6 separate regions of the Homo sapiens genome follow, and regions 2, 3, 4, 5 and 6 are each linked to region 1. Evidence: chromatin loops called from intact Hi-C (ENCODE). Cell type or tissue: CD4-positive, alpha-beta T cell. All regions are shown on one strand. Region 1 overlaps EFCAB11 (EF-hand calcium binding domain 11). Region 2 overlaps FOXN3 (forkhead box N3). Region 3 has its middle 190 kb from the start of EFCAB11. Region 4 overlaps EML5 (EMAP like 5). Region 5 overlaps PTPN21 (protein tyrosine phosphatase non-receptor type 21). Region 6 overlaps LOC124903356 (a long non-coding RNA gene).

Region 1 (5,000 bases):
AAAGTCCCAGCCACCATCCAGTTCTATGATTCCGTAATCTCTAAATCTTAAGGGTCTGAATCTTTCAATCGAATCTAATCAAAGATGTTAGTTGTGCTATTCCTAAAAAATATATATACCTTATACAGTTGTATTTTAAAATTCTATACTGGGCTAAAGCTCCTAATTAACAGTGTTTTATGACTTTACCAACCACGCTGAAGGCTTCTTCTGATTTGCTCATTCTTCCAAACATGATGCTATCAAAAGCTTAATACAACTATCAGAGTTTTTCAAAGTTAAAATTTTTTTTACAGTCTTATAACTTTGTAAAATAATATTTTAAAAAATATTTAAATTTATCTTTCTTGCTCTTTCATAGATCAGGGCTGCTTATCAATTCCTGCCAAGCAGAAAGCATCCTGCTCCTTGAGTCTGCAGCTCTCAGAAGCATCTTCAGGCTCTCTGGGAATTCATCTTTGTATGCCGGAGACCCAGCAATAATAATGTTGAGTAAAAGTTTGTGGAATAAATGGATGAATGAACTGTTGGGGACACTGTTGCTACACCTGTCAGCAACCCTGTGCTCCCTTCTCCAATCTTAAACATTTAGGCAGATTCAGATCAACATGGAAACATCCCAGGGTAGACGGGCAAATATCTGAACACCACATATAGCTAACAATATGAGTATCTCTTTTGTGAGTTCTTTACAAAATCCTTGTGGAACTTTACAACCTGGAAACATCTTCTCATTAACGCAGCATGAGGCATCATCACACCCAAGGAGGGACTCCGGTCCTAAGGCCCTGGCTAAGAGCATGGGATGTGGTGGAGGCTCAAAAAGAACTGAGTCTGTGCTTAAACTAGAAAAGGACAGGGTGAGGAGCACTTAATCAGCACATCCGTTATCTCAGGTGATGTTTACTCCAACTCTGAGGGGAAGATGTTATTATCTCCATTTTACAAACTGGAAAAACTGAGCAGTAAAAAATCTGCATAAGTAATTAAAAGACAGTTATGAAAGGCTGGGTACAGTGGCTCACGCCTGTAATCCCAGCACTTTGGGAGGATGAAGCAGGCGGATCACTTGAGGCCAGGAGTTGGAGACTAGCCTGGCCAACATGGTGAAACCCCGTCTCTACTAAAAATACAAAAATTACCCGGGCATGGTGGTGCACACCTGTAGTCCCAGCTACTTGGGAAGCTTAGGTATGAGAATCGCTTGAATCTGGGAGGTGGAGGTTGCAGTGAGCCAAGATCGCACCACTGCACTCCAGCCTGGGCAACAGAGTGAGACCTTGGTCTCGAAAAGAAAAAAAAAAAAGAGAGAGACAGTTATGAAATATGTAGGGAAATTCAAAACCTGATCTCTCTGACTCCAAAGGCTGGGTTCTTTTGACTGTATCTCAGGACACATTCAAGCAACAGGCTACTGCTCCATTTGGACTTTTTCAGGGCTAAACAGTAAAGGGTTAAACAAACCTAGCCGCCCCCGCCCACACACACACAAAAAAGCAATGTTCCTGCTGTCACAGGAATATATTAATGGTTAAAAAAAAACACATAGTAATAATAACGCAAGTCAATATTTTTAAAGACCTAAATTCGACAATAAATATAGCCAGGAACATCACTCTTCTTCTCTGTACACATTATTATCATTTGCTCCTCCACTCTCCAGGCAAGCACACTAAAGGCTATTTCCAGGATGGAGTCAGATGTTACACAACTTTGCAATTTCCAATATGTGAATATTAACATAGACCAATGACATTATTACAGAAGCTTACTAGAAATATATTCTGCTGGTCACCAGAGGGATTAGCTTTGCTTCCTAACCTTAGAAAATGCGATAATTTGGGCATATGTTTTCAGTACAAATTTTTCAAAAACTACGAAAAATAACGCTTATTAAGAAAGGCTCCTGGTTAACCTTCTGTTCTTTCAATCAGTTTCTTAGCAGAGTTTTTGGCACCACCAACTGGTGAAAGAGGTGTACTGCAAAGGTGCTCGGCTCTCAATCTGTTTGGTTCATTAAGAGAGGATCATGCATTTATTTCATATTTAATTTACGGTGAATCAATTTATTTTAGTCACTAAATAAAATTAGAAATGCATTTCTTTGTCAGTCAAATAAATAATAATCCACTCTGGCTTTTTCACCTGAGAAGAAAGTATGTTTTGGTTAGTAAAGGTCATCAGAGAAAACTCAATCTACCCACCAAAGTTAATTTGATTTATTCTGCCATAAACTCACACTCAAAAAGCAAACACTGAGAACTACAATGAAAATTAGGAACTAAAAGAGAGAGCAAACTAAATGGTATCAAATACTATGCTAGCCTACAGTGTTTATATAAGACATTAATTTAACCGGAAATAAAAATGATTGAGGAGGTAATTTCACATTTGTTAAAAAATTGAACTTTTCCCACCAAGATTCCTGTCTCAAAGATGGATGCTGCCATTTGACATGTGAATATATATGCTATCTAGCCATCCTTCCTGTTTAATTGAGCCACACCTAGCAATGGATACCAGTATCAAGAGAGCAGAGCCAAGCCCTTAAGGCACAACTCCGATCTCTGCACAGTGAATCATGAAAATAAATACCCCTGAAGAACAGTCTAATTTTTCCCCCCAAAACAATTTGTGTTTTCTAGGGAGAATGGCTCAGAAAAAAAAAAAAGAAAAAAAGAAAAAAACAACAAATTTGTGGATACAAGTTGTCTATGAGAAGTACATCTAGCTACTTGTGATGATAAATTTGTAACCCACAGAATAAATGGCACCAACTCTATGACAAAACTGGTCATTGAAGAAACTTCTTTACTAGACAATGTGAAAGAGACAGAAAAAAGGAAAGAACCATCCAAAGAATCAAATTTGACTCTGATGGCAGGGTTTGGTTAAAAGCCATCTGACAGAGTTTAAAACTACTGTGACAATTTTGTGATAATAGCAGTTTAAATCGCTATACAAATGTGTACTCAATTCATATTTGTTAAAGCCTCCAAGTCTAAATCTCCAATTGAAAGCCTAGTAAAGAAGACCATTTGAAATAGGCCCAGAAAAAAGTAAGGGCCAGCAGCTGCTCTATCCAATTCAACACATAATTTGAACATGTAAACTTTGATCAGATTAATTCTATTCCTTCGTTCATTTCATTCATTTATTTGTTCATGTATTCGTCAAATACTCTCTCCTGCAAACAGAGTTAAATTTTTACAAGGAGAGAACAAGAGTGAGACCCTCCTGCCCCTTCCTCTCCTTGGACAAGAGTCTTGATATCCCACGGCAAGGATTTCTAATTGAAGTCATGACTGGATTATGAGGAATCCTAACAATAAGACTTGGGTTAAGAAAAGCATTTTTAAACTTTTATTTGTTTCTTATATCCTTTAACATGACTCATGTCATGAGTCTCACTAAGTCTGTGTAGACATTTTTTGAGGTATGACTGACAAAAAATTGTCTATATTTAAGGTATACAAGATGACGTTTTTATAAAAGTATACTTTGTGTAATGACTCACAGTCAAGCTAATTAGCATATCCATCACCTGACATGCTTCGTGTGTGTGTGTGTGTGTGTGTGTGTGTGTGTGTGTGTGTGTGTATGTGTGTGTTGAAAACACTTAAGATCTGCTCCCTTGGCAAATCTGAAGTACACAACACATTAACTATAGTTACCATGCTGTACACTAGATCACTAGAATTCATTCACCCTGTAACTAAAATTTTGTATCCTCTGACCGACATCTCCCCATCTTCCCCACTTCCCAGCCCCTGGCAACTACCATTCCACTCTTTTTCTCCAAGTTTGACTAGTTTAGATGTCACATATAAGTAATATCATGCAATATTTGTCTTTCTGTGTCTGGCTTCTTTCACTTAGCATAATGTCCCCAGATTCCTCCATGCTGTTGCAAATGGCAGGATTTCCTTCTTTTTTAAGGCTGAATAATATTCTGCTGTACACACATACCACAATTTCTTTATCCATTCATCCAGTGGTGGGCACTTAATATGGGTTTCCATATCTCGGCTATTGTGAATAATGCTGCAATTAACATGGGAGTGCAGACATTTTATTCTACCTGTAAATTCAGTCTACTCCATCATTATCATTACTAGGCAGTGGCATTTCTAAACAAGAAAATAACATTTTGAGGTTATGAAAACACTTGACCATTAACAAGTACCAGCAACATGATTATAATCAAATAAAAAATTCTGATTGCCCTAGGGGCTTGGTTCTGTGACTTCTTTGACCAAAAAAATAATAATAATTGCGAATTAGTTGTTTGGTTTGAATTGAGCAATAAAGGACTCTCAGCTTTAACTGTAAAATGGATAGAAATGCCGTTGATGTGGAGAGTCACTGTAAGGACTAAGTAAGGCAACACGTAGTTGGTAATCAATGAACGGGAAGCACTGTGACTGCAGTGGACAATACAGTGCAATGAAAGCTGGGGAAGAGCGAGAATCGAGGACTGGCTCTCCAGGCAGGGTGTGAATGCTGTGAGAAGCTGGCAACAATGAACCCTGAGAAAAAGGACAGGGGACAACTGGAGGTACTTAGTTGGGGAGAGCAGCTTTCTAGGATGGATATGAGTATATCTTCAGGCAGGGATAGGCATTATAAACAGAAGTGGGAATGGCTGATGGAGAAATGTCTTAGATCAAAAAAAGGGGAAGAGAGAAGACCAGAACAAAAGAGAGGAATTAGGAAAAAAAGAAGAGACCCCTTTTCCTCAGAAATAAAATTAAAGGAAGGCTGGGCGTGGTGGCTCACGCCTGTAATCCCAGCACTTTAGGAGGCCAAGGCAGGTGGATCACCTGAGGTCAGGAGTTCCACACCAGCCTGACCAACATGGTGAAACCCCATCTCTACTAAAAATACAAAAATTAGCCGGGCATGGTAGCACACGTCTGTAATCCCAGCTACTTGGGAGGCTGAGGCAGGAGAATCGCTTGAACCCAGGAGGTGGAGGTTGCAGTGAGCCGAGATCACAC
Region 2 (5,000 bases), 740 kb before region 1:
GAGGGAATTCAGTGCATGCTTTGTGTAACTGGGATTCTTTCCCCACTTTCCCTTAAACCTAGCTCTTTAGTATTTTCTCTTCTCCTCCCACTACAAAGCAAAATCTAATACTGAGTTTTGTAATTGCCTTCAAAGACCATGATTTCAAAGACAAAGGCCAACAGGTGTTTGGTCTTTACATACAGAACAAAATACAACACTAGAAAAGATCAGCAGCCAATTTACCCTCAAGTTACATAATTGGACAACAACCCTATCTTAATACTAAAGGTTGCCACCTTCCTACACTACTGAAACAAACATCTTCTCAAGGGAGGAGATAAAGACAGCTGATCCGGAGCAGAACTTAGGCTGAGAGATGGGTTTTCCCGATGATTCTATTTTGACATGACCTTAAGAATTAATGTTTGCTACTACAGTCAGACCATTAATGCCTGACTTGCTTCATGTTCCATGGGAAGTGCAGTTTTTCACTTGAGGTTGCTGGAGATCCAAATAAAATTAAGCAGCCTTAGACGGTGATTGGATGAAACTCTCATATAATTTGGCAACAAATAGGGTGATCTAGACTTGTAGTCCAGATTATGGCCAGCACTCTTCAAAGCCAATGGCTTTGCCAACAAATGTACTCTGTGCTGAAAGGTGGCATGAATTTAATTTAAGCCTTCTCCTAAGGTTTTGGGGTACCTGAGGTTCCAGTGCTCAGGAAGGAAACCTGGGAAGGTCTGTGAGAGACAGGCTAGGTGAATCCATGAGGCTTTCCATGTTACTTATTTATCAAACACCTACAGAATGCTGACTATGTGCTGGGCACACAGCTGTGTGTGAATCCAAATAACACATGAGGCAGACACACGTTTCCTCTTGAGAAGCCCATGGGCACTTCCCTGAGGTCACACGGCTGCAGGAGATGGACCGAGGAAATGTGGTTCCTGAGTTCACGTACGTATTTTGTTGGTTCAGTTGCTACAGAACAGGCCTTCCCCACATCAGCTTTTTCCCAATCCTCCAGCGAGCCCTGGACATGTCATTCTTTTCTGCCACCTGATGAGGCATGTAGGGATCAAAAAGAGCCCTAAAGGTTAAAAGCAAGGTGGCTGAGATCCAGGGAGGTTGCTGTGACCCAACCCAGGGTGTGGGACAGCCCACGATGCTGTGAATGTAAGAAACCTGGGACTCCTCCTTCCCAAGAAGGCCAGCAACAGCTCTCCCAGGGCTATCCATCATGGGTTCCATTCAATGCAATCTCTGCAAGGGATTTTCCTGGGAAAGCAGCCGAAGACACAGGCATAAAACTTTAAGATGTGTGAGTAGTTATTTTGAGGATGATGTGTCTTGAGGACTTGACGCCCAGGCAAATTTAAAAATAAGCAGGTTTCCAACGTCTAAGGATGGGCCAATCTTGGAGGTTATTGAGTAAAAAGTCAACACCGTAAAGTCAATTACACTATTGACAGATACTCTTACAAGGAGATTTCACATCATAATTATATGCAAAGGAACCTGGCAAATAGAAGCTGTGTAATGATCAGCTAATAAAAGTAACACTTCATCTATGTCAATAACAGTTTCAGAGTTAAGACAAACAAACATGGCCTTTGCCACTCTGTGGAGGAAAAAAAAATCCCTGAAAGACAAATATTTTCACTTAAGGAGAAGTCGCTTAGATTCACAAGGAAAACCTGTCACACAAAAGAGAGTGGGAAATTGGTCTTTAGTGGGTGCTAATGACTCTCCCGCCCTCCCTGGGCCCCAGCTGAACAGACTGGGGCAGCAACCCCTGTAAACATCTGAGCACACACAGAATACTTGGGCACTGCCACGTGGTCTGGGAGATAACATTCTGTGTTGTTCTAGTCTCCACTGCACTGCTTTCCTTTTTAGCCTTGGCTGAGTTTGGGTTCCACTGACATGTGGCCAAATTAAAAATGTTAAAATTATGATGAATGTGAAAATGCAAAACAAGATGTTTTTCCCCAAGCACTTCTTAATGGGTTTTACACAGACACTGATTAGGCAGATGCCTCCATAGCTATGTTTGTGTTCCTTCTTTCCAAAAGCATCTCAGTGTCTACTACCTGCCCTACAAAAAGAGGGCAAAGATACTACAAGCAAGTACCCCTAATGTTCCAGAGCTTACTACCCCTCTTCCCCTAATTTCCCTTAAAACTGAGGGGGGCAAGTTCAGAATTGGTATTTGGACAATTAACTGCTAATGCACAATGGTTTTCTTTACTGGTTATCTCTCTCTCTCTTTCTTTCTTTTTTTTTTTTTTTTTTTTTGACAGAGTCTTGCCCTGTTGCCCAGGCTGGAGTGCAATGGCACAATTTCGGCTCACTGCAACCTCCACCTCCTGGGTTCAGGCGATTCTCCCATCTCAGCCTCCTGAGTAGCTGGGACTGCAGGCACATACCATCACACCCAGCTAATTTTTGTACTTTTAGTAGAGATGATGTTTCACCATGTTGGCCAGGCTGGTCTTGAACTCCTGACCTCAGGTGATCTGCCTGCCTCGGCCTCCCAAAGTGCTGGGATTACAGGTGTGAGCCATCGTGCCCGGCCTCTTTACTGGTTATCTGTTTATGCAAATCGTAACTTGCCTAGCTTCTGCAAACTATGGTTTCACATTTTACCAAAATGATTTTGTTCAAAACTCCTATGATGCTCAGGAAAGTCACTCCTTAATTAGACTATACATCCTTTTGTAGTGGACAGAGATGAAGCAAGCTGTGCCATTACAAAGCTATTGCCACTCAGTCTCAAACCCACCCTTCTACTCTGTTTCCCAAACTGGGGCTGGGGCTGGGGCTGGGGCTGGGGCTGGACTTTACCACTGGGTTCCATGTGAGGCTCCGCCACCAGGGGGTGCCATAGAGAGACTGAGAAGGTGGTGGAGAAAGATAGAACTGGCTCCTGCCTGTTTCCTGTTCTTGTGCCACCCAGCAATGCCTCTGTACCTCAGCAGCAGCATTCATTCTCGGAGGTGCCAAACCCAGTTTGCAGTTTTTCCAGCACTTGCAGAACTGTGTTCCCTTAGGGGCACCAGCACCATCAGAGGCTGCTTCCTAGTCCCTGCCCCCCACGCAAAGGTGAGTTTCAGCTCCATGGGGTGATCATTCCAACCTCTTCCCTTTGTTCCGTCAACCCTAGAGGTGGTAGCTGCCTCCTGCAATGACTCTCTCCATGATACCCTGAGTCATCTTTTACCCTTTCAGTTACCTAGTTAATAACTTCCTACCTGGTTCACAGCTTTGCTTTCTTTCTAATCATTTTGATTTTTACATGGTCTCACTCTGTCACCCAGGCTGGAGTGCAGTGGAGTAATCTCGGCTCACTGCAGTCTTGACCTCCCAGGCTCAAGGGATCCTCCCACCTCAGCCTCCAGAGTGGCTAGGTCACAGGTGTGTGCCACCATGCCCAGGTCATTTTTTTTTTTTTTTTAAATAGAGATAAGTTTTCGCCATGTTGCCCAGGCTGGTCTCAAATTCCTGAGCTCAAGTGATCCACCCGCCGGAGCCTCTCAGTGTTGGGATTACAGGCGTGAGCCAATGTGCCCGGCCTCGGCGAATTTTTAAACTTTTTGTAGAGCTGGGATCTCCCTATGTTGCTCAGGCTGGTCTTGAACTCCTGGCCTCAAGTGATCCTCCTGCCTCAGCCTCCCAAAGTGCTGAGATTATAGGCATGAGCCACCACACCCAGCCCTGGTTAACATTAAAGTCTCTCTGTTCAATTACTTGGTGTGGTTTCTGTCTCCCTACTGAACCTGTCTGATACACAAGTTTGGCTCAGAGGCTGTCTTGTTTTCTTTTACTCTGGAAGGAGCCCAGCTGAGGCACTCAGTGGACTGCATGAGTGGCAACTTTCAACAGAAACAAGACTGTTTGCTGCAGTGCTTTGTTATTCTCTAACTAGAAAGAAACCATCGGTAGTTGAAATAACACCTCAAGAGGGAACTAATCAGTAAAATTTGTCATCATAAATGCCATGAGAGTAAGAATTAAAATGAGAAGGCGGCTCCTGTTGAAGGTCCACCTGTTGTCCGCCTGGCTTTTCTGTGCCCTTCTATAAGGTATGGCTGGGCCCATAGTGAAAGCTACTCTTGAAGGCACTAAAAAAAATGGTCAAGAGGATAAACTGTAAGTCTATATTTAGAATCTGCTAATAAAAATACATTGTTGCTCCAAGCAAAAATAGTTCACAGTCTCCAAGTCTTCTCAACCAAGAAGGTAAACTATGAGGCAACACAGGAAAGATTTTAAGAAAGAATGAAAAACAGAGTATGTCTTTTTCATAAATGTGAGGTAAGAGCATTGGAATTTTGGCTTCATGGAAAGAGGCTTACCACTTAGGAACTCAAGAATTATTGACCTGAGAGTAGCCAGGAAAGATACCGGGGAGGTACAAGAAAAACCTTTCCATGTATTTTTGGAAAATATCCCCTTGTCAGATTAGTAGAAATGATAAGTGGTTTTATAATTTGTTGCTATTCTAATTGCTAACAACTTCCCATCTTATCAGAACCTATAGACCTTTGCTCTGAAGATTATGCGACTTGTCCTGACAACAGCAGGAGGAGTTAAAAGACAAGCTCGTGGAGAAGCTGCACGCGGCAGGGGAGTTTGACCTTGCTTCTCCCTCAGGCCCAGCTAAACACACTTTCTGGGTTGGTTTCCTTTTGGACATGAAACACTATGAAAGCAAAATGGCCTTCAGGTGCAAACTTGATCCGTAAACGCAGAAGGAGAGGGATGGTACCTTCAAGGGATGCAGCTCAGTGAGACAGGCTTTTTCTAAACAAGCAACCAGGACCTGGCACATGCAATAGTGATGCGGCATCAGACAACTGATTGAGAGCTAGCCCTCATCCTCAGGACACAAAGCACCCAGGACAGAAAGGGACACACAGAGAAACTGCTACCATACAGGGTCACTCATTGAAGGGCTAAAGCATGGGGCTAATCGGTTCACGGCAAAGAGAAGTTTCTCTGATGCTGGTTCC
Region 3 (5,000 bases), 150 kb before region 1:
TCCTGGCCTCAAGTTATCCTCCCACCTTGCTGTCCCAAAATGCTGGGATTACAGGCATGAGCCACCATGCCAAACCCACCTCATGGTCTCAAATGGCTGCTGGAGTTCCAGCCATTGCATCCCTACCAGAGGAAGGATAGTAGGAGAAGAAGGGCATGGTCACACTGAGCTGCAAGGGAGGTTGGTGGCCATGTGCCCAGTTATTCATAAAATTTGGGAGCTCTAGTACCAAGGCAGAAGGGAAGAACAGGCATTGGGGGCCATCCACAGCTTCTGCCACACCTGCCTCCCCTACTCCAGACACCTGGCATCACCTCTACCCTTCATCTGCCACCTCACCCCCGCTCTGGAGCTGACCGACTCCCACACAGAGCAGTCAGTGAGTTAATGTCCATGGTCATGCTGTAGGACTGCTGCTTGGCACTTCTGTGCCTGCATACCAGAGAATTGTACTTCTGAATCAGTTTCCCTCCCAGCACCCCTCTTCCATGATGGCGGCCTGTCCAGCTCTTGCCAGTGCCCTCTCTATGGAGTCTAGTCTCTCTCTGTCATGCCCTCAATCTCTCCAGACACTGGCTGGGGCCCTTTTCTGATGGACCCACCACCCAGATCCCAGTATCAGGCCACCCAGCTTTCAGGGTCACTTCCTGCCTAGATCTTTGCCTCACCTCTCTCTACCTCTTCACTGAGTTGCTCAAACTACACCTGAACTTGACATGCTTATTAGCTTCTCACCAATGATGACAGTGAGCAAAGTCTTTTTTTTCCTGGAAAGGACTAATTCCAAAAAACCATAATTCTTAGGAGCTATGTATTTTTCTTTCAAAATAAGAACTTGAATCCCAAGAGAAAATGTACACCCTTGTAGTTTAGATCACAAGGGCATGACTTGTCAACTCAGAGAGTGGCCTACAGCCTTGGTTCCATCTCTTGCTAGCTGTGGGACTTAGGCATATAACTTACCATCTCCGAGCTCTGGGTTCCACAACTGGAAAACTATCCTAAGCACAGCACCTACCTTTCAGCACTATAAGGAAGATTATGGAAGATTAAATGAGGTACACTGCCCGGTGCATGGCAAGCACAAAGTAAAGTTACTTATAATAATAATTGATTTATAATAACATGAATTTTAAATATCAGTAAATTGGCACTGATTTTTTAGTTGCTAAAATGTTACTGCCTGGGCTTTTGTGAGAAGTAGTTCAGTGCAGTCAGCGTTTCAATTTTTCATTCTGAAATCTTGTCTAACTCCTTACTTCCTCCTTTCCCTGGTGGACTCAAGCAGTGGAGGTCCCAGTGTGCCTTACACCTGAGGAGGTGTGGTGTGTACATCAAAATCAAGCCTGCTTCCTTTTGGTAAATAGTTACACCACACCAGGCGAGGGCCTGCCTACTCCAGTGTGGCCGATGTATTTTTCCAAACCCATAATCAACCCAGAGATCATTGGCCCAACCACATCTGCTGCCCTTGATATTACATCTTGGAGTGGCAGTTGAGGGCCTGGCCAAGTAGAGAACTTGTCTTTTGGGGATGAAGTAGCATTCTCCCCCAACTCTCACTTTCTTTTCTACACGTGGATTTCTTTCTGAGTCTCATTTTATCTTTGTCTTTTTGGCTTTCTTTGTCTACACAATTGTTTTATTTATTTATTTGCCCCATCCCCCTACTTTTTTTGCAATGGGGTCTCTATGTTGCCCAGAAGCATCTGGAACACCTGGGCTCAAGCGATCCTCCCATCTCAGCCTCCCAAGTAGCTGGGACTACAGGCCCGAGTTACCACATGCAGCCCCACGATTGTTCCTTTTTACATATTAAATAACCTATGCTTAATTTAGAAAATGCAAAAAATGAAAAGATGGGGAAAAAAACCAAACACGTAACTCCTGCACCTTGGTGTGTACCCATCCAGAACACTACACATGCACACAATTTTTGTTTTCTCGGAAATAAAATCATATGAGCTAGACCAGTGGTTCTCAATCAGGGTGATTTTTCCCCCACAGAAGACATTCAGCAATGTCTGCAGACATTTTAGGTTGTCAAAACTGGGGCAGGTGGTGATACTGGCATCTAGTGGTTGAGGCCAGAGATACTGCTAAACATCCTAAAACGCACAGGCCAGCCCTCAACAACAACAAATTACCTAGCCCCAAATGTCAAAAGGCCCAAGGTTAGGAAACTCTGGTCTAGACCACGGTTAAGCAAACTACTGCCCTCCTGGTTGGCTACCTGTTTTTATAAATAAAGTTTTATTAGAACACGGAGATGTCCATTCATTTCTATGTCATCTATGGCTGCTTTGACTTACAACGCAAGTGAGCAGTTGTAACAGAAACTGTGTGGTCACAAGTCCTAAAATAAATATGAGCCACATATGAAATTTCAAGTTTTTCTAGTAGCCACATTTTTTTAAAGTACAAAAAAAGCAGGGGAAATTAATGTTAGTAATATGCCCCAAATATTATCATTTCAACCTTGAATCAACATAAAAATTAATGAAATATTGTTATATTCTTTTATTTCCATATTAAGTCTTCACTTACAGCACTTCTCAATTCAGACTAGTCACATTTTTTTTTTTTTTTTTGAGACGGAGTTTTGCTCTCATTGCCCAGGCTAGAGTGCAGTGGCACAATCTCAGCTTACCACAACCTCCTCCTCTCAGGTTCAAGCGATTCTCCTGCCTCAGCCTCCCGAGTAGCTGGGATTACAGGCACGTGCCACCACGCCCGGCTAATTTTGTATTTTTAGTAGAGACTGGGTTTCTCCATGTTGGTCAGGCTGGTCTCGAATTCCGACCTTAGGTGGTCCACCCACCTCAGCCTCCCAAAGTGCTGGGATTATAGGCATGAGCCACTGTGCCTGGCCCAGACTAGTCACATTTTAAGTGCTCACGTTGCTGGTGGCTATTGTATTACACAATGCAGGTCTACACTGCATTTTTCACTAAACTGCTTTTTTAAATTATTTTACTTTTAATTTTATTTTATATATATTTTTGAGACGAAGTTTCACTCTTGTCACCCAGGCTGGAGGGCAGTGGCGCGATCTCGGCTCACCACAATCTCTGCCTCCTGGGTTCAAATGATTCTCCTGCCTCAGCCGCCCTAGCAGCTGGAACTACAGGTGCATACCACCACACCCGGCTAATTTTTTTTTTATTTTTAGTAAAGACAGGGTTTCACTACGTTGGCCAGGCTGGTCTCGAACTCCTGACCTCAAGTGGTCCCCCTGCCTCGGCTTCCCAAAGTGCTGGGATTATAGGTGTGAGCCACTGTGCCCTGCCACTAAAAAAAAAAAGTGCTGCTTTTTTTACTTAATGGAAATAAAAGTCTTCTCATGTCCACCATATATTTTTATATCTCTTTTAAAGCGTTCAACTTTTTTAAAAGATTCCAATTTTCTGGATGTTTATATTGCTTCTGAGTTTCACAATTATGAACGATTCTGCCACGAACATTCTTAGATAAAGCTTTTTCACCTCATCTGTAATTATTTCCTTAGGATAAACTCCCAGATGTGCGTCAAAGAGCAAAGAAACATTTTTAAGGGTTTTGAAATATATATATTTTTAAGAATAATACCTTCCCTACAAGATGATTACAAGAATTACGTTAGTACATGTAAATCAATTTTATTAATTCAAGTAAGGTCAATAAAACTTAAAATAGTAGGCTGGGCACAGTGGCTCACACCTGTAATCCCAGCACTTTGGGAGACAGAAGTGGGCAGATGACGAGGTCAGGAGATTGAGACCATCCTGGCTAACACGGTGAAACCCCGTCTCTATTAAAAATACAAAAAATTAGCCAGGTGTGGTGGCAGACGCCTGTAGTCCCAGCTACTCGGGAGGCTGAGGCAGGAGAATGGCATGAACCCAGGAGGCGGAGATTGCAGTGAGCCGAGATTGCGCCACCGCACTCCAGCCTGAGTGACAGAGCGAGACTCCCTCTAAAAAAAAACAAAACAAAAAAAAAACAAAAAAAACTTAAAATAGTAGAACCTGGCACATAAAGGCACTCTATAAATACCATCTATTATTGGTATCAGTATTGCTCCTGAATTTATCTCCAGCACTGTGGTTCTAATTATACTTCCACTAACAATGTCTAAGAATGCTTGTTTCTGGTATACTCTTTCTAATACTATTATTTTTATAGCCCTTGCAAATTTGATATACGAAATTGGCTTCTTGTTATTGTTGGTTTAATCTGACTGTAGTTCATTCATTTTCTTCGATTTAGGATGTTTTTCTTGGGTAGAGTTGTTACAAGCTCAGTCTATAGCCACATGTTTAAGGGTTGGACCATTTTTCACCAGAATGACCAGGACAATAAGTGACCATTTGTATCAGTCAGCTTTCACTAGGTTACATGTTGTAACAAGTGCTCCTAACATCTCAGTGGCTCACAATAACAAGTATGTATTTCTCACTCACATTGCATGTGACAGCCCAGGCTGAAAGAGCGGTGCCCATCGGGGACATGCCATTCCCATGGAAGAGGGAAAGGAATAAATGAGAAAGAAAGCAAGGGTGAAGCCTCCAAAGCTTCAGCTCCTACCCGCACAGACTCCCTTCCGCTTGCATCTCATTAGCCAGAGCAAGTCATGGTGCCAAGTCCAATATCAATGGAGCAGAGAAGTGTATTCCCACCATAAGAGACACTGCAAGCTACATAGCAATGTGTGGGAACTGAGATAGGGAGCAATCCACCAGTAAAATCGATGCAATTAACTAATTGTGTGCCTCTATTCGCCTCAAGTCAGGATTCCCCCTATATGATTCATTACAGTTCTCATAGAAATGATAAGCCCCATCCCCGCTAGCCACCGTGGGAACAGACAACAGATACTGAGCTGCTGTACTGCTTCCAATGGGCTCTAAAGACAAACTGGTCTGGAGAGACCCAGCCTAAACCAAACACGAGGACATCTCCCACTCCCTGCTTAAAGGGGCAAACTTGCCTATCAATGAAAAGAACTTTGTGCCTAAAGT
Region 4 (5,000 bases), 1.2 Mb before region 1:
GGGAAGACAGGTAAGTAAGTAAATAAATAGACAGGCATGGTGGCACACACCTGTAGTCCCATTTACTTAGGAAGCTGAGGCGGGAGGACTGTTTGAGCCCAGGAGGTTGAGGGTGCAGTGAGCTATGATTGCACCACTGCACTCCAGCCTGGGTTACAGAGTGAGACCTTGCCTCAAAAAAAAAAAAAATATTTGCTAAAAAGGTTGCCTCTTTATTATGGCTTCAAATCAATATTAAAAAGGAGTCGAGATACAGATTAAGTTTTCTATAGAAGTCAATGGTATGGAATTCTAAGCAGGAATGAAACTCACTTCTGAATACAACAAAAGCAAGTATGGATATTTACCTTAAAAGAAATTAAGTTGATGAAAAAGAATGAGAGATTTTAATTAACATAAAAAGCCAATGATATATGTGGAAGTTTTGCAGAGTAGGTTTTACCTTTGTAGCTTCTTTCCAAAAAAACAGAAATTTAAGAAATAAGTCATCTTTATAAAAGTAATTTTTTTTGAGATGGAATTTCTCTCTTGTTGCCCAGGGTGGAGTGCAATGGCATGATCTCAGCTCACTGCAACCTCCGCCTCCTGGGTTCAAGTGATTCTCCTGCCTCAGGCTCCCAAGTAGCTGGGATTACAGGCATGTGCCACCAGGCCTGGCTACTTTTGTATTTTTAGTAGAGATGGGGTTTCACCATGTTGGTCAGGCTGGTCCTGAACTCCTGACCTCAGGTGAACCACCTGCCTCAGACTCTCAAAGTGCTGGGATTACAGGCATGAGCCACAGCACCTGGCCTATGAAACTAAAATATTTTTAAAAATCTAATAGGCCATTATTAAAGGTAGGAAGATACATCTGTATATATACGTTTCAGAACCATATATGAAATGATATTTTTATTATTAATGATAAATTAATATCGTTCATTAATGTCATTAATGATGTTAACATTCGTAAAAATAAGGGTTAGTGCTGCATTGATAAACACAAAAAAGGGCTTACCCTAACAGCAAGGGTTGCAGCAAACATATTCAAAAGCCCTAAGGATTTTGGTATCTTGTATGAAATCTGATGAGGAAAGGACAGGGTATATACAGAATGAAAAGTTATAGCATAAGTTGAGAACAAGTAGTCATTTAATTATCAAGCATACATTGGAAATGAAGAAATCTAAGATGTGATTTCTCAGATTTGAGAGTCAAGAGATGATGATGACCTGGAGCTGGGTGGCAGCAGTGGAGGTGATAAGAGGAAGGATTTGGATATATTTCAAAGATAGAGCTGGCAGAACTTTGACCAACTGGATGTGGGGTGAAAGGCGTCAAGGGCATGGTTTTGCTTGAGTGGTGATGCCATTTACTGAGATGGGATAAACTAGAGGAGGAACCACCAGTGCTTAGTTCTGTACAAATTAAGTTAAAGATGCCTATGAGAAGTTCAAGTGAAGACATGAAGGAGACAATTTAATATATGAATCCTTTTCAGGAGCTGCATATAATGTTTGTTATATGTATATCTTTATTTGTGTATATTAACTATTTGACTTTTCTCTCCTTTTTCTCCTTCATATTTTATACAAGTTTGTTGGAGGTTAACTTTACAATTTTGTGTTAAAAGAATATTCCTTGTGTTAAAAGAATATAAGACCGTGACTAAATTTGAGAATAGCGTAGGTCTTCTCTCTTTAGGGGTGAGAACTACTTCACTTGTACCAAGGGTAGCTGCATCTCTTTGGGTAGAAACATAAGGTTAGTTCTGTGATTGTACTGAAGTTCAAATGTGTGTATAAAGGTTCATGTGGATCCTGACTAGCCAGAGGGGAAGACTGTGCTGGTTATTAATTTATTGCCTCTCAGTTCCAAATCTGCCACTTTGGGCCTCACAGACTTTTTTGCTAGCTTGCCAGTAGAGGGAGCTGGAGAGACACTACAAGGCCAAAACAGAAGTGACTCCCTTCCTCCAGTGTGCTGTTTTACTAACAGAGCCCGGGCACTGGCATGAAGGGGGCCTGATGGCATTCACCAGAGTGGCAGCCCCAACTGCCTCTTTCAGCAAGTTTCTCCACCATCACTGTAATGGCTCTAACAATTTAGCTGCAATTTGCGGACTTCAGGAAGATTCTCTGGCAGGAGTCCTCACAGTTCAATGATTTTGCCCTAGGTTAAGCTCTTCAAGCAGTGGTTCTGACCATTCAGCTCTGGCCTGCTGCCTCTGGCAAGCTTCTCCTTCACCAAGTGACTACTCTCACTGTTCCACTGAGGGCTGCACCCTCTGGCAAGCTTTTTCGCCACAAGCTCACTGAATGTTCTGGTGGCAGCCACACCATTTCCAAACAGGTCTGAATCACCTTTAACTTGTTCACTCTCCCTTAGTACTAGGGTTGCTGCTTTCTATGGTGGCTACCTCTAAGGCTTTTTCAGTAGGTAATCACTTTTTGCTAGTTAGCAATTCTTTTTATTAAATTCCCACTGTTCAAATAAGCCTTGTAGTCTCATCTTCTGACTGGACAGTGACCGACTGAATCTAAAGTGTGAGTGTACATATGAAAAGAAAAGTCCGGGGAGAAGCGCTGGAGCAGTCCTAAATGCAGAGTGCAGGAAGAAGAGATAGCACTAGCAAAGGAAACAGAAAAAGGGAGTCAGTGAAGTAGAGAGAAGAAACAGACACGCACGGGTTCCAGAGACAAGTGAATAAAGTATTTCAGAAAAAAAAAAGGGAATGATAAATTGTGTCACAAACTGCTGTGAGGTGAATACACTGAGAACCAGGAAGTGATCAACAGATTGGCAGCAGGTTAAATGGACAAGTAGGGAAAAAAGCCTAATTGGAGTGGGTTATGGAGCTACTGTCATGTGAACACACAGAGAAGGGCGCCTCAACTATTTTGAGGAGTTCTGCTACAAAAGAGGGAAGAGAAACAGAATAGTAGTGAGGTCAATTATCACAGTTCCCTGTTTTACTCAATGCTTATTCTGCTGGTTGGGTGCAGGCATAAAGCAGGTAGAAAGTTGAGTTTAAGGGAAGATTAATATAGTAAGTATCCTTTAAAATTCATAGCTGAGATCATTGAAAAATTAGAAACATTTTCTAGTTATCAAAATTAAAAGGGGAGCAGAAACCCAGAGCAAAAAAGCCACATTTGGAAGGGGAGGGGCCAAGAAAGCCAACTAGAAACAGCTGTGGTCAGAGGCTCCCACCAAGAAGACCGAAAACGGCAAGTGAATCCTGCACCAGCAACTGAGGTATCCAGGTTCTCTCATTGGGACTGACAAGGTGGTTGGCATGACCCATGGAGAGTGAGGAAAAGCAGGGTGGAGTGACAGCCCACCTGGGAGCTGCACAGGACAAGGGGAGCTCCTACTCCCAGCCAAGAGAGGCAGTGAGTGATTGTGCTATCCTGCCCGGGAAACCACACTTTTTCCATGGATCTGTGCAACTGGTGGATCAGGAGATCCCCTCCGTGAGCCCATGCCACCAGTTCCTTGAGTCCCAAGCATAGAGCTGCACAGATTCTCAGTGGCCACTTAGCTACAGACTGCCGAAGACTACCAAGTTCCTGGGGGAAGGGACGGCTGTCATCACTTTGGCTGTCTGCTGCCTCAGATGACTGAGCTCCCTGGGCGAGGGGCAGCAGACATCACTGCAGCTCCAGTCTGCCATTTCTCCTCTGATGGTGCCTGGGAAAATAGACAGTTTAGACCCAGGAGGAATTCACCACAGTGCAGCACAGAGGCTGTGGCAGATGGTGGCCAGACTGCCTCTTTAGGTCGGACCCTGACCATAACCCCTCACTGTGCGGGGCCTCCCTGCAGGAATTTCAGCAACTCCAGCCAGAGGTTTGTGGACAGAACTCTGATCTCCCAGGGACTGAGCTCCTAGAGGGGAGGGGCATCCGTGGTCTCCATGGATCAGCAGACTTAGTCTTTCCCTCTACCAGCTCTGAGGAATCTGGGCAGTCAGGACAAGTGGGATTTCCCCCAGTGTAATGCACCCCCTCTGCCAAGGGGTAGTCAGAGTGCTTCATTAAGTGGGTCCTGGATCCTGTACCTCCTGACTGGGTGAGACCACCCCAACAGGGGTTGCTAGACACCTTATACAGGGGCGTTTCCACTGGTATCAGTTCAGTGACCCTCTGGGACAGAGATCCCAGGGAAAGGAGCAGGCAGCTACCTTTACTGTTTTGCAGCCTCCACTGGTGATACCTCGAGGTGTGGGAGGGACCCAGGCAAAGAAGGTCTGGAGTGGACCTCCAGCAAACCTCAGCTGGAAGAGGAAGAGGGGTCTGACTGTTAAAAGAAAAACAGGCCAGGCATAGTGGCTCATGCCTGTAATCCCAGCACTTTTGGGAGGCCGAGGCAGGTGGATCATGTGGTCAGGGGTTCAAGACCAGCCTGACCAAGATGGTGAAACCCCATCTCTACTAAAAAAAAAACAAAAAAAATTAGCTGGGTGTGGTAGCAGGTGCCTGTAATCCCAGCTACTTGGGAGGCTGAGGCAGAGAATTGCTTGAACCCAGGAAGTGGAGGTTGCAGTGGGCCAAGATCATGCCACTGCACTCCAGCCTGGGTGATAGAGCAGGACTCCATCTCAAAAAAAAAAAAAAAAAGGAGAAAAAAGAAAAACAAACACCAACAACAAAAGCATCAACAAAAAAAGTCCCTGCAAAAACCCCATCCAAAGTTCAGCAGCCTCAAAGACTGAAGCTAGATAAACTCACAAAGATGAGACAGAATCAAAGAAAAAAAATGCTGCAAACTCAAAAAGCCAGAGTGCCTCTTCTCCTCCAAATTAACACAACACCTCTCCAGCAAGGGCACAGAACTGGGCAAAGGCTGAGATGGATGAATTGACAGAAGTAGGCTTCAGAAGGTGGGTAATAATGAATTTTGCTGAGCTAAAGGAACAAGTTCTAACCCAATGCAAAGAAGCTAAGAGCCATGATAAAACATTACAGGAGCTGTTAACCAGAATAACCAGTTTAGAGAAGAACACAAATGACCTG
Region 5 (5,000 bases), 1.4 Mb before region 1:
AGCCCGGGAGTCTGAGGTTACAGTGAGCTATGATCACACCACCACACTCCAGCCTGGAAGACAGAGCAAGACCCCGTCTCTTTAAAAAAATAAATAAATAAAAGTGTTAGATGGTGGAAATACCTAGCAAATGTTTGTCTCAATGACTTACACCTTTTGAGCTCACTATAGTAAGGGTAAGGAAGAATAAATGCTCTCCTCCCAGCCTACACTTGGGTAGACCAGGGCTGCATCCAAGCTGCTTACAGGTCACTGACTTGGCTCTGGGATGCCTGCTTCCACTGTTCACCCCCCTACCAAACCCCGCCTTAGGTGTAGCTTCCTGGCATTGTGGGATGGGAGAGGAACAAAGCCAGCAGAGACCATCTCAGGTAACTGGGAAGGAATACTGATGGAGGGAGAGGCCCTAGTGTCACTCCAGCCCCATGAAATGTGTGGTTTTCTTTTTTTTTTTTTGGAGATGGAGTCTTGCTCTGTCGCCCAGGCTGAAATGCAGTGGTGCGATCCTGGCTCACTGCAACCTCCACCTCCCAGGCTCAAGGGATTCTCCTGCCTCAGCCTTCCGAGCAGCTGGGATTATAGGCGCCCGCCACCACGCCAGGCTAAGTTTTGCATTTTTAGTAGAGACGGGGTTTCACCTTGTTGGCCAGGCTAGTCTTGAACTCCTGGCCTCAGATAATCCACCTGCTTCAGCCTCTCAAAGTGCTGGGATTACAGGCATGAGCCACCGTGACCGGCCGACATGTGTGGTTTTCCAGGGTGACACTGACCTTTATCCATATAAGAACCTACTCAGAAAAAGCCGCTGCCTCTCCTCGGCTCCACCAGGGGTCCATGTCCCCATACCCAGAGGTCCCACTGTTTGGCCTTGTGGCTGCTCCTCCTCTCCCCTCCCACCTCTTCCTGCCCTGCTCCTTCACATGGATCCATGGGAACTACTGGGTCCTCTCTACACTTCTGGGGCTCAGGGGACTGGAATGGGATAGGGGCTGCTCCATCTTCTTCCAGACTTCCTATAGTCTCTTCAAGCCCTGCAGTAGGCCAAGAAGATGGGTAAACTCTTTCCCTTTCCAGGCAGGGCCTACTCTAGTCAGTCTCCTGATTACAAAAGTCTCCGGAACCAAGGTGGACACCGGCTGCTATGTTCACCAACACCCCTGAGCTGCAGGGAGCACTCACCAGCCATCTCACTGCGCTCAGCGAGTGGCCTGCTGCAGTCTGAAATACAAGTTTCCCTTCTGGAGAAAGTCTCTTGAACCCTCTATCACTTGGCTTTGCAGGTTGAAGGATACCATCCTCCCTTTTCCTCACAGAAAAGAGCAGGGGAGCCACCTACACCAAGGGGCCTCTCATGACTCCCCAACTCTCTCGGCATTTTCCTTATATAAATCAGGGAGGGTGCTTACAGCATGACCAGTTCTGGGGCTTAGAGTGAGAGACAGTGGGTTTGAAGCAGATTTCTGATCTAACAGGTTGACATTATTATGTCATTTAATTCCCAATTCAACCATAAAGGAATATTAAGTATAAAAGTCTCAATATCCTCACTTTATAATTTTAAAAGACAGATTGTTATCCATCTAACATTTTTAAGGTTTGGATAACGATCATTCTGTTATCTAATGCACTTTGTTAGGGGGTGGAGGGAGAAGGCTGTTGGATTATGCCATTGTATAAATACTAAAATATAGTTATCTGGGTCAAGATTAGATGAGTCACATAAGGCCATCCCAAGCAGCAATAAACTACAATAGATCAGGACTGGGGGTAAAGGGGACACCCTGGGATTACAGTTCCCCTTTCTGTGCAAGTCGAGTCTATCTCCTGGGCCACCAGTCACCCCAGCCCAAAGCAGATGTCCAGAAGCCACCGTCCAGTTCCAGGCCAGGGGCAGTTTTGTTAAATGCCTATCACGCTTTAGTTTACCCATCTGGCCCATGACAACAAGTCTACCAATACTTCAGAATCATAATATTGGAACATGACTAAACAGTCTATATTGAGAGCCTTTAAAACATGGCCATAACAATTAAAGTTCTTTTCATTTTATTATCAAGCAAAATTTTAAAAGCTAATATTAAAAGCTTCATTTACTTTATGTGGGAAACAAACGCTCACAATGAAATATATTAGTTCCCTACAGAATGAATCATAAGTAATTACATAGGAATAGCTCATGGAAATCGACTGCCACAATCTATTGGATATATAGAGATTGAAAGCAAACTTTGGAAAACAGCCCTTTAAACATAACTATTCCATTTTAAAAAGATTCAGGTGTTCCTTATTTAGGTATAGCATATGCAACTGATGACATTAATGTAGTTTTGTTCACACTTGCCAATAAATAGCAATATTCCAAAAACTAGAGCTGAATTTCTAAGACTCATTCACCATAATCAATCATTTGTTGCTTTTCCCTCTTCCCTCTTTTACTTATTACAAGTTGTTAATTTGCAAAAAAAAAAACACAAAACAAAACAAACAAACAAACAAAAAACAGGCACTAACCACCAACCAATATGGATGCCTCATGGAAAGGGATTATGTTTTATGGTTTATTCAAAATGTAGACTCTCCACTATTTTCCAGAGAAGAAACAAACTGAGGTAATAATGGCTCAATATTATGAACACTCTTAACTTATTAAAGTCTTTAAAATGAAAATGCTGTGGTCCAACAGACTGCATTATCTACTGCTTGAATCTTAGAACTTACTTCTGCATAGAAATCATGCCACATATGGCTGGATAACCAGGCCAGCCCCAGGGAACCCCAAAGGCAAGTAGCACTACTGAATATCACCACCAGGGGGAACACTTTCATATGCAAATACACCCAGGCCCCTAGCAGAAACCGCTTCCCATATTTACAAAGAAAGCAGGTTCCTCCTCCCTGTCAGTGCTTACGAAAATCCCATCACCAGACCAGCGATGGGGACTCGGATGCAAACATGGTGCAGGGGAAGGCAGAGAAGAGACAGGGACTGGGCCATACATGCAAACCACTGGCCAGCTCCCCGTCCGGGTGGGCATCCCCGCATGTTATCTTTACACTGCTGCTCCTGCCCAGAGTTTCTCTCACACCCTGCAAGACAGAAGGCACTTCCACAGCCTTTCTCCTTCCTTCCTGGTGCTAAGGGACAAAATGCCCTTGTTAGACTTTGCCTCCACCCCATGCCTCATTTACAATCTGTAATAAAAGGAAGAGACAAAGGAGCAAAAGTGCTCTTCTCCCCTGTGACTCCCATCACTGCCACACTCCGGCTCCCATTGTTCACTAAGCCCTTATGCACCGGGCACCTTGCCAGACAGGGGACACGAAGATGAGGAAGAGGAGACCCTGCCCTCATGGAGCTTCATCAAACAAGAGAGACAGATCAAATGAAAATGATCTGTCAGTTGATATCTGTCAATATGAAAAAAGCAGGCAGGAACTACTCTAACAGGCTAGCACAGCGGCTAAGAGCACAGGCTCGAGTCTTGCTGCTCCACTTACTAGTTGTGTGGCAGGGCAAGACATTTCACTTCTGTAAGTCTCCATACCTTCATCAATAATGGGATAGTAATAATTGTGCCCAACAGGGTTACTGTAAGGATTAAAGAAAATAAAAGCTCTCAGTATAATGCTTGACACAGAGCAAGCATTTACTAAATTATTGTTATGAATTATTCAGGTCATTGTTATAAAAGAGGTAGAAAAAACAACTTTCAGAGTGGTGTCAAGGACTAAGCAAACTGAATGTTTGGTGGTGTCTATGGGGGCTGTATTTTAAACTCAATCTTGAAGAATGACTAAGAGTCTGTCAGAGAAGGGAAGGAAGGGCATTTTAGCAAAGGCCTGGGCTGGGGGCATTCACATGATAAGGAAAGATGCCTTCCTGGAGTCAGACTCCAAGGCCAACTGGGCTGGGGCAGCTAAGTCCAGAGAAGGACCTCAGGAGTCTGCCCTTAATCCTGTACCCAGGACGGGGCGGGTGAGAGGCACATGCTCAGATTTGTTCCTGACATGTAACTTCAAGAGCAGTGCTACATATTTTGCTTATCTATCCAGAAGACTGACTGCATACAGATGAGATAGGGCGTGGGGGGCCAAGTGGGAGGGAGCTCCAGGAGGTGCCTCCAGACATGGACCAGGGACAAGAGGACAGCTTAAAGAAAGGTTGTGGGAATTGAGTGCAACATTTCGGGTCTCAGCTTAGATGTCACTTGGCTGGGTAGCCTTTCCTATCTTGGCAGTTCTGGGTGACGTACCATTTTCCTAAGGGATCTTACAGCACCAAGACATCTTGAATCAGAGCTCTTAACACCTGTATCTATAGATTAGCTGAACAAATTCATTAAGGCCGACAGTGAGCCAGGCCCTTGCTTGGCATGGGGAATATAGCACTGAAGGCAGGGAAGAGTGTCTGTCCTCAAGCACTGCTCTAGAGCTAACCTGCTGGCAGGGGATACAGGCAAACAAACAAACAAACAAATATAGAAATTCACATGGTGCTAAGTGCTATAAAGAACAAAACAAAGTTAGAGGGTAAAGAGACAGATCATAGTGGAAGGGGGGTACCATAGGACAATCAGGGACAGCCTCTGAAGAGGGTCATATCTGACCAGACAGCAGGCTGCAATGAGGGAGCAAGGCAGGTGGAGACCTGGGAAAAGAGCAAGGACAGCATCCCCTAGGGTGAGGCACATCTGCAGCCTAGCCAGGATACCACTGTGGCTGGAACAGAGCAAGCAGGGAGGAGGATAAAAGACATAAGGTTGAAACCAGGCAAGGACCACACTGTGTATGGCCTCGTACTTTTATTAGAAGTAAAATGGGGCCAGGCCTGGTGGCTCACACCTGTCCAGCCCTTTGAGAGGCCGGGGCAGGAGGATTCCTAAAGTCCAGAAGTTTGAGACCGGTGTGGGTAACATAAGGAGATCCTGCCTCTATAAAAAACACCAAAAAATTAACCAGGTACACACCTGTGGTACCAGCTACTCAGGAGGCTGAGGTGG
Region 6 (5,000 bases), 890 kb before region 1:
ATAATACTATTCTGTATCATTTTATACCTTGCATATACTTCAGTTAACATGTTTTCAAGATGGATCCATGTTGTTAGACATAGATATTGTTAATTCATCTTAACTGCTCTATCCCCTTTGAGGTTTATACTGTGGCTCAGCAATTCTGCTTCTAGAAGTCTTCCTAGAGGAACCATCAGGTATGTACAGAAGGCAATATGCTCAAAGAAGCTCACTGCAGAACAGTTCACGATAGTGAAAAAAGTGTGGAGAATCTGTTCTGGTCATCTTATTGCCAAGTAATAAACCTCCCAACCTTAGTGGCTTAAATCAACAATAATTGCTTATTCTGCTCATGAATCTTCAATTTGGGCAGAGCTAGGCAGGAACAGCTCATCTCAGTTCCATACGGCATTGGCTGGAGTGTCTGAAAAGCTGGAGGCCAGAATTGCCTGGGGACACACTTGCTCCCATATCTGGGGATCAATGCTGGCTGTTGGCTAGGACCTAAGCTGGGACTGTGGCCAGAGCGCCTACTTCGTGGCTGCTGCATGTGGCTGCTTGGCTTCCTCACAGCATGGCGGCTGGGTTCCAGGAGCAAGTGTCCCAAGACAGCAAGGCAGATGCACATGGCATTTTTATGATCTCATCATCACTTCTGCCACAATCAACTGATCACAAAAGTTCACTGAAGTTCAAGGGGAGAGGATACAAAGAAGTCAGCCCAGACCCACCCAGGTTCAAGGGATGTCACAGTTACACTTTAAGAAGAGCATATGGAATGTGATGTATTGTGGTGGCCACTCTTGGAAAATACAATCTGCCACACAACCTAACCGTTCACGCTATGGGACACATAAATACACAAAATTTTGGTGTCTTTGCTTTTGCTGTTTTAAAAGCTGTAAAAAGATGGGCATCTTTTCTCAAAACATAAGCATATTTCCATGCGGAATAAAAAGAATGAAGTGTTTAGGAGGTGATAACAGGGACTTTATACTGGTCTCTATATATCTTTGTATGATGAAATGTTATTACTTCTAGGCACAGAGAACATCTTCCTCCCTTAGAGTACTCTCAGGAACAGTCACAAAAGAGAGTTACTTTTTAAGTTCCTTTTTTCTTTCTCTTGAACAGTATGAAGAAAATCTCCTAGTTCTACAAATTGAGGACTATGATACAACGGTTGCAAAAATGGTGTCTCCTTGAGGGTGCATCTTTGTTCTCTCTGCACTCCAGAAAACCTGGAGAGAGGCTCTGGGTGTCTTGTCTTCATCAGCAGCATAGCGGCTAAAGGGGTCTCTGGAGCCTGGATGGTTGGGTGTGACTCCTGGCTTTGCCACTGGCTCTCTGTGCTTACTTAACTTCCCTGTGTTTCAATTTCCTTATATGGACAACGAGTCTAATGTTACCACATGCAATATTTTTGTAAACACTAAATTTGTTCATCTTGAATTCTGCTTAGACTTGATGAGTGCTTTAAAAGTCATCCGCTGTTATTAGTAATTACAAGAGAGCTGATTCAGAAAGTTGGAAGTAACTTGCACCAGATTAAGTGGATTTAATCATGAACACTATCCCCATGGGCAATCCCAGAATCCTCCCAGCCCGCAGGATAATTAAAGTCAGGCTCTCGATGGAAACCTCTCCTGCCTGTCTTCCTCCGTGTGAGAGAGTTGAAATTGTCAAGATGGGAGGCTGCAGGAAGGGGACGTGCGTCACAGACAGGCGGCAGGAACCCTCCTGCGTTCCTATTTTACAGACAGGGATGCAGCCTGGAGCTCCTGCCTGGGCGTGGCGGCCACAGGGCGCAGTGGGAAGTCCCATGCTCTGGTTAGATGTGAGTTCTCTTCCCAAATCCCCAGCCTTCCCCGACTCCGCTCAATAAAAGCTCCTTGGCCTGGCGCGATGGCTCACGCCTGTAATCCCAGCACTTTGAGAGGCCAGGTGGGTCACGGGGTTAGGGGTTCAAGACCAGCCTGCCCAAGATGGTGAAACCCCGTCTCTACTAAAAATACAAAAATTAGCCGGGCCTGGTGGTGCGCACCTGTAATCCCAGCTACTCGGGAGGCTGAAGCGGGAGAATCGCTTGAACCTGGGAGGCGGGGGTTGCAGTGAGCCGAGATCGCGCCACTGCACTCCAGCCTCGGCGACAGAATAAGACTCCGTCTCAAAAAATAAAAATAAATAAATAAATAAGCTCGCCTCGGAGAAGGCTGGGGGTGGAGAAGCAACAGAGACCCGAAGGCTGTGTCTCAACCATCGGCGATGGGCTTGAGAGATAGACTTGTGTTCCCGTCTGTTACTTATTAATCGGTGACCTTGGCAAATTACTCAGTCTCTTCTGCCTCATTTTACTCCTCTCTAAATTGTCAAATGCTCATAAGGTTCTTTTCCGAGGGGGTCAGCGCAGTGCCTGACCCAGGGTGAGCCTCAGCGAGCAAGAGCCCACGATGGGGTTGGCGGAGAGGCGCGTCCTCGAGGTAACAGGGATGCTGAGAGGTGGCTGAATTCTTCCTTCTTTCAGCGCCCCTGACCTCCCGGCACGGCGCTGGGGAACTCACGGGTCTGGAGCGTGTCCGTGCTGGGCCCCCGGAGATGATTTCTGGAATCGCGACCCGGGGACCTGAGGCCACTCTGGGACCTGCGAGGCAGTTGTTGCCCAAAGACAAGGCCTGGGTACAGGAGCTCGGGAAGCTCTCTGCTGCCCGTCTCCGTTATCCACGTTCGTCTGGGCACCCTCCTCGGGTGCTGCCCATTATTCCTCCCGCACCTGCCGGATCCAAGAGTAGACGCAGAACCCGGACCTCGGAATGGGACGATGCGACGGGCGGGGAAGGCCTGGCCCGGCCGAGGTGCCCTCGGCCCCGCCCTCCACCGAGGGCAGGGAGGCACTGCCTCCGCTCCGTCCACTCGTAACTGGTGACGCTGGCAGCCCCGCCGGGGGGCGGGGGGAGTGCAAGAAAATCCTGAGGTGTGTCGGGGGACCTGGACCAGATGCCCTCCTGCACCGCCCTAGCTCCGGGGAAGTCGCTCTCCGGCTCCGCGGCGCGGGACCCGCCAGCGGGCAGAGGCGCGGCGCTTTGATGTCGCGCGGCCACACGGTGGCGCTGCCGCACCGCCCGCTGGCGGAGACTGGGGGCCAGGGGTGCCCGGGGTGGGGTGGAGCCGGGACGCGCGCACTCCCCAGCCACGCCCGGGGCTCATCCTGGAACCCGGGCGCCCGCAGGGTCGCGAGGCCAAGTGTAGGTCATTCCCCTCCCCGCGGGACCCGTGCCTGGTGGACGCATCGCCGACGCGGACCCTGAACGCTCACATGAGATCCTTAGGGAAACTGAGGCCGAAGAATTGGGAATCTGCATTTAGTCCACTCTCCTGTCCGTAAGAAGAAAGGGGCGCGACTAAGGGGAAGGGAAGGAGCCACAGGGATTCATTCCCAGCCGGTCCCAGTAGCCGCCACAACACCCGGCAGGTCCGAGTTAATCCGTTCTGCAAGCTAGGAAATGAGGCTCGGTATTGGCGGAGGCCACACTGTTGAGAGGCGGTGTTCAACCCCAGGGCTGTGTGTCCCAGCTCTGCAAACTCGGTCACAGCCTCTATCTCCGTGGCATTCACAGTCCTTACCGGTTTTTGACAGTGACCTACAGTGAGATGTCTGTTTACGTCCCTGTCCGCGCGCGCGCGCACACACACACACACACACACACACACACACACACACCTATATAGAACTGAAAACGACACTTAACCTTAATTAGTGTGATGCACTCTGTTTTCTTTTTTGATTCTGTACTGTGTCTTTTCTACCTTTCAGTGCTGGGTGCTAAAATAATCTCACTACTCACTAGTGGGTCCCTAGTCAGTTTGACAAACAACTTCATAGGTGCTGGCTGGGCTCTTCTAGCCATGGAAGTCAACGGAAAGTTGTCCATGTAAGAGGACACAGTCAAGACCAGATAAAGATGGGGAAGACGGTGATTCCCCACGGATAGCCTGGGCATGTGCTGAAGAGCAGATTCTGACTCAGTGGGCCTGACGCTGGCATTTCTAACAAGCTCCTGGTGATTCCGACCACTCCATGCTGAGAGTGACCAAGTCCCCATCACGTGTGTTATCATGAAAGCAATTCTGAGACCAAATTCTGTCATACATACAATAGCTATTAATAAGCAGACACAAAAACTAGATTCAGCCTGTTCTTGTAGTTCTGAGGCAGAGTGCTCCAAATCTACTCCTCCCTTCCACCACCACCACCACCACCACCCTAACCCCTGCTCTTTCATGTCATGGTGATAGAATCTAAGGCGGATGCTGTTGAGCCACCTTCTTCCTCCCAGGGTGGATCTCTAGTGAAGTTTGAGTCAATGGGATGTGAACAGAAGGGATATATGCAAATCCCAGGTGATCTTCTGGGAGATAGCCTAGCTTAGTCGACTTAAAAGACAACTTAAAACTTGTACTTCAACTTAAAATGTAAGCTCCTGAGTTTCGTGAGTGCTCCTGAGTTTCCTTCTTTTCCCTTCCAGCAAGTAGGAAAATGCTCACAGTTCAGCTCTGACCCTGCAGACAAGGGCAACAACCCTGCAGACAAGAGGTCACAATTCAGCTCTGACCCTGCAGACTAGGGCAACAAGCTGGAAGGAACCTGGATCCCTGAATCATTGCATGGAGCAGAGCTGCTCCATCAACCAGGATCTCTCACCTAGAGATGCTTATTTAAGAGAGAAACAAACCATCTTCTTTAAACTTCTGTATTATACAGTACTTGGTTGGGGAACTTGTGCTTTTGTTACAGCGCATATTCTCATTTAGGTTCATCTGAAGCAAATGCAACAATATTCTGATAGCAGAATCAACTAACGGGTATCTGATCAGGTAACAGAATCCTCTGTTGAGTGTGTTGTGGGGAGGACCCTGGGGGAAGAGGAGAGAATAGGACCACAGTTGTAAACCTAGGGCACTAGATTCCCATGCTACTTTCTTGCAAGCATGGAGATATCTCTGTGTGTATCTTTCTAGCC

The links. Peaks named below come from ENCODE experiments on the same cell type or tissue, not always from the same donor. Only the 100,000 strongest peaks of a DNase experiment are listed, where the experiment ranks them.
Region 2: a loop joins it to region 1, with 10 times the contacts of the local background. A loop is called at or near these places in 42 of 110 quality-filtered maps.
Region 3: a loop joins it to region 1, with 2.3 times the contacts of the local background. A loop is called at or near these places in 14 of 110 quality-filtered maps.
Region 4: it touches region 1 in a loop (39-fold over the local background); 26 of 110 quality-filtered maps call a loop at or near these places.
Region 5: it touches region 1 in a loop (7-fold over the local background); 4 of 110 quality-filtered maps call a loop at or near these places.
Region 6: a loop joins it to region 1, with 9 times the contacts of the local background. A loop is called at or near these places in 92 of 110 quality-filtered maps.

Annotation. Positions count from the first base shown.
Region 1 is chr14:89,913,498-89,918,497 of GRCh38, forward strand. All of the region lies in intron 5 of EFCAB11 (EF-hand calcium binding domain 11), which reads right to left. It overlaps LOC124903358 (a long non-coding RNA gene), which reads left to right. Exons shown (of 2, transcript XR_007064300.1): 2 at 362-524. Among named protein-coding and RNA genes, the nearest start is that of EFCAB11, 39 kb to the right of the region's middle. In CD4-positive, alpha-beta T cell, CTCF peaks have their summits at 1,959 (motif pointing left) and 2,164; a DNase peak (open chromatin) is centred at 1,954.
Region 2 is chr14:89,174,748-89,179,747 of GRCh38, forward strand. All of the region lies in intron 5 of FOXN3 (forkhead box N3), which reads right to left. Among named protein-coding and RNA genes, the nearest start is that of FOXN3-AS3, 170 kb to the right of the region's middle. RefSeq lists an enhancer at 450-951. In CD4-positive, alpha-beta T cell, a CTCF peak has its summit at 2,902 (motif pointing right); a DNase peak (open chromatin) is centred at 2,884.
Region 3 is chr14:89,765,890-89,770,889 of GRCh38, forward strand. No RefSeq gene overlaps it. Among named protein-coding and RNA genes, the nearest start is that of EFCAB11, 190 kb to the right of the region's middle. RefSeq lists enhancers at 1,294-1,563, 2,353-2,402. In CD4-positive, alpha-beta T cell, CTCF peaks have their summits at 2,076 (motif pointing left) and 2,283; a DNase peak (open chromatin) is centred at 2,062.
Region 4 is chr14:88,665,733-88,670,732 of GRCh38, forward strand. All of the region lies in intron 21 of EML5 (EMAP like 5), which reads right to left. Among named protein-coding and RNA genes, the nearest start is that of ZC3H14, 110 kb to the left of the region's middle. RefSeq lists an enhancer at 2,663-2,842. In CD4-positive, alpha-beta T cell, a CTCF peak has its summit at 1,898 (motif pointing right); a DNase peak (open chromatin) is centred at 1,929.
Region 5 is chr14:88,489,570-88,494,569 of GRCh38, forward strand. All of the region lies in intron 10 of PTPN21 (protein tyrosine phosphatase non-receptor type 21), which reads right to left. Among named protein-coding and RNA genes, the nearest start is that of PTPN21, 63 kb to the right of the region's middle. RefSeq lists an enhancer at 2,874-3,063. In CD4-positive, alpha-beta T cell, CTCF peaks have their summits at 2,794 (motif pointing right) and 3,002; a DNase peak (open chromatin) is centred at 2,832.
Region 6 is chr14:89,024,376-89,029,375 of GRCh38, forward strand. It overlaps LOC124903356 (a long non-coding RNA gene), which reads left to right. Exons shown (of 2, transcript XR_007064297.1): 2 at 1,117-1,434. Among named protein-coding and RNA genes, the nearest start is that of TRA-AGC15-1, 48 kb to the left of the region's middle. RefSeq lists silencers at 2,845-3,054, 3,075-3,214. In CD4-positive, alpha-beta T cell, CTCF peaks have their summits at 3,059 (motif pointing right) and 3,258; a DNase peak (open chromatin) is centred at 3,086; H3K4me3 peaks cover 1,031 bases; H3K27me3 peaks cover 3,652 bases.